Linked DNA regions of Homo sapiens: region 2 is linked to region 1. A link is a contact called in ENCODE Hi-C or POLR2A ChIA-PET data. All regions are on one chromosome and are shown on one strand. Each heading gives the region's core, a stretch centred on a gene start or an enhancer-like site at or near the end of the contact. The rest is flanking DNA. Distances are from core to core; before and after follow the strand shown. Region 1 holds the start of LINC02458 (long intergenic non-protein coding RNA 2458). Region 2 has its middle 140 kb from the start of LINC02458.

The links. A loop is a pair of places that touch in the nucleus more often than their neighbours do. ChIA-PET counts read pairs that join two places held with the same protein, here RNA polymerase II (POLR2A). Pooled maps may share reads with other maps.
Region 2: a pooled map shows a loop between it and region 1 (2.3-fold over the local background). The contact joins the enhancer-like site here to the promoter of LINC02458 in region 1. A Hi-C loop is called at or near these places in 1 of 168 maps with a recorded cell type or tissue (MCF 10A), 1 of 37 single-sample maps with no recorded cell type and 12 of 50 pooled maps. POLR2A ChIA-PET finds 5 or more read pairs at or near these places in 1 of 52 experiments (HCT116).

The regions. Positions count from the first base shown.
Region 1 is chr12:89,018,016-89,021,663 of GRCh38, reverse strand. LINC02458 (long intergenic non-protein coding RNA 2458) reads left to right here and starts at 1,972. Exons shown (of 3, transcript NR_038385.1): 1 at 1,972-2,111.
Region 2 is chr12:89,153,967-89,157,614 of GRCh38, reverse strand. No RefSeq gene overlaps it. Among named protein-coding and RNA genes, the nearest start is that of LINC02458, 140 kb to the right of the region's middle. Within about 2 kb of position 1,579, at least 4 of the 41 ENCODE cell types and tissues checked have a DNase peak (open chromatin) inside an H3K27ac peak, as active enhancers do.

The DNA.
Region 1 (3,648 bases), core at 723-3,222:
GAGTAGCTTTAGTTCATTCATTTTTAGGTTGTGTAATATTCCACTGCATAATTATTCTATAATATAATTCATTTAGTCACTCTCTTGTTGTTGGAAATTGGAAGGTTTTTCTTTTTTTCTTTTCAATTTTTACTGATACGAAGGATACTGTGATACATGTTTTATTCATTTCTCTTGGTATACATGCCCAACAATTCTTCTAGTTTCTAGGGTACCTAAGAGTGGAATTGCTTGGTCTTTGCATGTAAACTATTTAACTTGATATGAAGGTGTCAAACTGTTTTCCAAAGCGATTAATTTGATGTGTGTTCCCATCAGAAGTGTATTAATATCCATTCATTCAAATCTTTACCAATGTCTGGCAATGTCAGACTTCTGTATTTTTGTGCATTTAGTTTTTCACAGGTGTACTCTCTTCCTGATGTCTATTCTGTTCTGGTCAATAAATTTGACTCTGTGTCTATACCACACAGTATTAATTATTCTACTTTTGCCTTTTTTTCTCTTTTTGACAGAGTCTTGATCTGTGGCCCAGGATAGAGTGCAGTGGTGTGATCTCGGCTCACTGCAACCTCCGTCTCCCGGGTTCAAGTGATTCTCATGCCTCAGCCTCCCAAGTAACTGGGACTGCAGGCCCGCACCACCATGCCAGGCTAATTTTTTAGCATTTTAGTAGAGATAGGGTTACACCATGTTGTCTATGCTGGTCTTGAGCTCCTGAGCTCAGGCAATCCACCCATTCAGCCTCCCAAAGTGCTAAGATTACAGGCATTAGCCACCGTGCCGGGCCGGCTTTTTATGCAACTTGTCTTGACAACAAATTATCAATGTTCTCAAAATACACTTTGGGATTTTGCTTTTCAAAAGAGGCCAATGCCACCTCAATCACAGCTTTCAAACCTCCTAGCTCAAGGTTCAATGTCCTTTTCCTAGAGTCAGACAGTTGGCCCTGCCAGATTGCTGTGCACTGTCTCAGAGTATGATAGGACAATATTGGAGGTCCCAGATGTCTGCTCCTTCTGTCTCCAAGAGCCATCCTGGTCAACACCGTGTTGGCAGGTCAAAATATGTGCTGCTTGGCCATTTGCCCTTTTATGCATGATCCTGTAAATATCTGTAAGCCACCACTTACTTATCTACTCTCCCAATTATGAGCACCCAGGTTACCTCCAGTTGCTGGACACTACAAACCACACTGTCATCTTTGTGCATATATGCTTGCAAGCCTGTGTGAGGATTTATTTGAGATATATGCCCAGGAATGAAATGGCTGGATCATAGGTTATGTAGATACTTTATCTGCTTAAATAAGAACAGCAGCACCAATGTACACTTTCACATTACTCAACATCTTTACCTATGTGTCTCTGCATGCACAGGTATAAAGTCTGGAAAATTACAGTTTTGGCCTTACTCACACAACTTCCTGAAAATAATTTCTCAACCCTAGTCCCCATACATCATGAAAAGAGCCTTTCCTTATGACAATGTGGACTTGTGCTTCTTTGTCCCACCAGGTCCCTATCTATCTTTCTGCCTCCTCCCTATGCATGAAGCACCTCATCCTCAAATTTGGGGAGATCCTGTCCAATTTAAAAATTCTGCTACTCAATCATACTAAAATAGAAAGCTATGATTGATTTTGATGAGTATGACTATCTATTTGGGGTGGGAAGAAGAGATGAACATGGTTTGTTTTTTAGATGGTAAAAACAACTAAATAGAACACTAAGAGATGTGAGCAAGCACTAGAGTGGTGCCAAAATTGTTCTTCGCTCTGATCCCTCCGTTCAACAGATCTATAAAGCCCTTCCCAGTCTCTCTTCAGATGCCAGGGCTACGGGATTCCACTGGCTGTAGCACCTCATCGCCTGCTGTAGGCTCCATGACTCGTTTCCAGTCTGCCATCTTGTGGTCCTTCCTGTTGCTGCATTCATACTGGTTTACCGAGAGGGCAACAGTGGATTTAGTAGACTTCACGTAGCTTGCGTCGCTGCTCCTGTCTCCGTGTAACTCACAATAAAGAGATTTTGGCATCAACCGTGAGCTTAGGGGTAGAAGGGTATATGTTAGGAGGTGGGAGCAGAATCAATTCTTCAAATCTTAATGATGTAAGTCATAAAGATGTTTCCTCGAGCCACTGTTGATTCATTGTTAATGATTCATTGTTAATGATTCATTACTGCGTTTTCTGCAACACTAAGAAACCGTTGTTTCTACTAACTTTATAAAAAACATATAAGATAAAGAACAAGTGAAAATCCAGATTTTTTTAATGAGGTATGTATACCTTCGTGGAAAATTTGAAGACAGAGACAATGTTTTACTATTTTCATTTTTGCACCTACAGTTTCTAGCATAGGCTTGGCATCTTGTAAATATTCAATAAATGTTTGTTGAATGAGTGCGTTAATTGATTCTCCTACCAGTCTGAGCTATCAGTTATGTCTCTGTGGCTAGATGGACACCATGTCTTCCATCCCTGCCAAGAGTTCAACTGAATTCAAGTTTATAAATGGAAATGTGTGTGTATGAAGGAATTAAAACAATTCAGAAAATATAAAGTTTTAAAAACGACCTTTCCTAGACATAGTCATTGTTAATAACTGGGTATGTATCTTTCTAGACCTTTTCAATATTTCTATGTATTTACATATATAAATATACAAATCTATACACACATATAGATTTATTAAAACATAAAAGGGGTTTCTTTGGGAAATAGTTCTTGAATTTGCTTATTTTTCTTACAGTTAATACGTGTAGGAGATCATTCCATGTCCATATGTAGAAGTCTATAGCATTCTGTTTGGCAGATGGATAGCATTACATAGTATAAATGTCTCATAATGTTAAAATCATTTCCCCTTTAGTGGAAATCTTTGTTCTTACAATGTTTTCCTGTACAATTCTTGGCCATGAAACTTGGTACACAAATGTGTCTTTCTGTAGGTCAGTGTCCATGAAGTGGGGTTGCTGGTCAAAGTATATATTGTATTTAAAATTTTTCACGAATACTCCTAAATTTATTATGAATTGATACAAAGGCCTTGTCTCACGAATTAAGATTAATAAGAAATACGGAAATCATTATTACTTTTTAATTTTTAGGGATGTATTTGACATGATCCTAAATAATGTGGCTGGCTGAACTTCCTGTTTCCTAATCATTTGTATATCTTCTAGATACTTCTATATATGCTGGCTTGAAAAACTGGCACAGAGAAGCATAACTGGGCTTGGTTTTTCTTTTTCTCGTTTCTCCTATGGAGAATTCTAAGCAGCAGGTAGCACCCTGGAGCACTGTGTTTGAGCTCTGAGAGCGGTCCTTCTATGGATTCAACTGGTTCACAAAAGAAAACTTTTGCAGTATCAATATTTGATATATGTTTGACTTCATATTATTACATGACATTTCTTTTTGTCATGAAAAATGAATACTTATTTATTATAGAAAATATTAAAAATGCAGAAAAGTGTTAAAAATATAGAAATAAACTATAGTCTCATAAACCAGTGATAACTAACCTTAACATTTTGGTTTATATCTTACTAGATGTATACTGTTTTTAAACAAAATTGGGATGACACTATATTACCATTTTATAATCTGTTTTTTTCTCTCTACCTAAAAATATATTACAAACT
Region 2 (3,648 bases), core at 330-2,829, 140 kb before region 1:
AGAGGGCAAAGTACAATGGCTATTTCGCTGGGAAACAAATAAACAAGCTGAAACATGCTTGCCTGAGCACATGTATACTTGGAGTCTCTGAGCAGTTAGATGCTTTATGCTAGTGACAAGGTCGTAAACCCACCTGCATAGTCTCTGAGGTTTTTTTAATTTGTGCTCATTCAAAAGTGCTTCCTAATAGGAAATGGCACTTTCTAAACAGTGTCAATGAAGTTTAACCAGTGATTAATACAAAGTGATGGAATCTCCTTAAAATGGAGATTTCCAATTACCAATTAGAAATTTCCAATGACCAACAGAAAAAGGGCAAAAAGGTTTTCTGGAAGCCATGTGTCTGAATGTACTCACAGGCTTGTGAAGAAAGAAGAGCTTAATTAGACAGATGAGCAATTTCCTGAAAAGGCACATGCAGGCATTGGATTAAATCTCATTTCCTCCAAAAGAAGTATGATAACTATGATGATTAGCAACTCACTGTTTTGGGGCTTAGCCATCCTCCAGTTTATTTTCACTCAGTGGGAGTAAAGGAAGGTGATGCCACTGCTTTTGGGTTAAGTTCTCTTAGTCATGAATTTTGGATTTTTCTGAAGCAGAATGTGTGTTAAATTGAGCTCCAGATCATCTGAGCGTGGGATGCTATCTTACTGCTTGCCCTTGGTTAAGCTGCAATAATTTTGGCCAGAAGAATGTTCTAAGTCATCTCTCTGCTTTCAGTGGCTCAGGAAACAGAAACTAATTTTTATTTAAATCAATCCAAACCTGATTAGGAAAGGAGTTATGAAGCTACTACATGAAAGCATGAAATTCCTGCCAGAGCCAAACACATTCTTTTAAAATATTCTGTTGATTCCTTCCCATTTGGTTTGTCCATGTCACCTTGATCTCTCCATCAGGGCATATAACTAAGACTTTGCTATATTGAAACTTGATCATTTATTTCATCAATATCAAAAAGCTAACATTGACTTGAAAGATCAGAGAGTTGAAGTCCTCCCTGAAGGATATGAGCCTTAGCTTCCATTTCTTAGTGTTTCTGCTTCTTTGAAATAGGGAAGTTTATAGGTCTTACTTAGTTTCCTGGTGCCCACTGGTCTTTTGTTTTCCTGTGTTTTACAAAACTGAGTCACTGAAACCCTTCCTATTTCACCATCGTACAGACATGGTATCATTATTAAGAAAATAAAACTTTGTATTCTTTGTGGGCTGTCAGAAAATCTGGTTATTAAACACCATTATAGGAGACTGATCCAAGATACTTTGTATGTATTTAAACAGTTGGCCAGTGATGAAGAATAGCTATTCTTTTTAGAGTTGTTCTTTCTGTTGTCAAGTTTGGGTCAGTTGGACCAACTGAAATTTAGAAAGATAAATTGAGTACCAGGTTTTATTTAAATATATAAGAAGCTTATTTAAAGAAGAATTGTAAACATGCCCCTTTTCAATCAGAAATTAATTAAGGATTTTCTTTTTAAAGAGTGCTGGGAGTGAAACCTTGGCAAAGGTGAGATTTTGATAACTCCTACACAATACAGTGCAGGCTAGGAAAGAGGAAATAAGCAAATTCCCTAGGTTAGCCACAAAGAGTCAGTCTGATGGGCATTTTACTTGAGTTCATAAAAGGATCCCTTCTACCAAGTAAGCAAGTAAACTTGACACCAGAATTTGAATATATGGAAGTGATTTCTTAAAAATGTTCTTCTGGTGTTTTGAGAAGTTTGAGTCCAACAAAATTATCTTGGATATCATGTAATACATTTATAAAATTCACCATGATAGATTTCATAATGAGGTGAAGTTACTATAAGTATTTTAAATGATTGCAACTGATTTATAATTAGAGGATGAAAGAAGAAACCATGCGAACTCAAATTTTAGTAGAACTAATGCTGACATTCTTCTCCTTTCTATTTCTTCTTCTCTCTATATAACATTATGTGATTGATTTGTTCACTCCCCCTCCAACATAAACACACACAAAATTATTTTAGGGTAAGTGTTGAGGGGAGGTCCAAGCCAGAGTACACAGGTTCTGTCTGACTATTGGATATGTTTTGTCTGCCTCTACAGAGTGTTTAGAAATTTTTAAATGTATCCTCAACACCAAAGCCAAAAATCTAAATTTCTGGCTTCTCTTGAAAAATGAAGAGATCTTGTGTAACTGGGTCTGAAGTTTCTGTGTGGCCTCAAGAGGCTGGAGCTGAGCAGTGGCACTCACATCCCATTTCCAATAGCCATGAACAACAGGCATACTTAGGAAGTACCACAGGTTCTGTTCCAGACCACCATAATAAATTGAGTCACATGAATTTTTTGTTGTCAACAGAGGGCGTAAAATATTCAGTAAACCATGCAGTAAACAGATGTGCTGTCATCAGGCTTTGTTTTTTCATTTATAGAGCACATACAGAGTAGATTTAGCATCATTCTTAAGGACTCTAGGGTTTTCAGAATGGTAATGAGCATTGGCTTCACACTGAAGTTGAAGGGCACATAAAAGTTGTGTTTACACTATAGTCTGTTAAGTGTGCAATAGCATTATATCTAAAAAAATGTATATACCTCAATTTAAAACATTTTATTGCTAAAAGTGCTAACAGTCATCCCAGCCTTCAGCTCATCATAATCTTTTTACTGGTAGAGTGTATTGCCTCAGTGCTGACAGCTGCTGGCTGATAAGGGTGGTGGTTGCTGACGATTGGGGCGGCTGTGGCAATTTCTTAAGAGAATAAAGTTAGGACTTCATGTCTAAAACACCAAAAGCAATGGCAACAAAAGAAAAAATTGACAAATGGGATCTAATTAAACTAAAGAGCTTCTGCACAGCAAAAGAAACTACCATCAGCGTGAACAGGCAACCTACAAAATGGGAGAAAATTTTCGCAACCTACTCATCTGACAAAGGGCTAATATCCAGAATCTACAATGAACTCAAACAAATTTATAAGAAAAAAACAAACAACCCCATCAAAAAGTGGGCAAAGGATATGAAGAGACACTTTTCAAAATAAGACTTTTATGCAGCCAAAAGATACATGAAAAAATGCTCATCATCACTGCTCATCAGAAAAACGCATATCAAAACCACAATGAGATACCATCTCACACCATTTAGAATGGCGATCATTAAAAAGTCAGGAAACAACAGATGCTGGAGAGGATGTGGAGAAATAGGAACACTTTTACACTGTTGGTGGGACTGTAAACTAGTTCAACCATTGTGGAAGACAGTGTGGCGATTCATCAGGGATCTAGAACTAGAAATACCATTTGACCCAGCCATCCCATTACTGGGTATATACCCAAAGGACTATAAATTGTGCTGCTATAAAGACACATACACACATATGTTTATTGCAGCACTATTCACAATACAAAGACTTGGAACCAACCCAAATGTCCAACAACAATAGACTGGATTAAGAAAATGTGGCACATATACACTATGGAATACTATGCAGCCATAAAAAATGATGAGTTCATGTCCTTTGTAGGGACATGGATGAGATTGGAAATCATCATTCTCAGTAAACTATCGCAAGAACAAAAAACCAAACACCGCATATTCTCACTCATAGGTGGGAATTGAACAATGAGATCACATGGACACAGGAAGGGGAACATCACACTCTGGGGACTGTT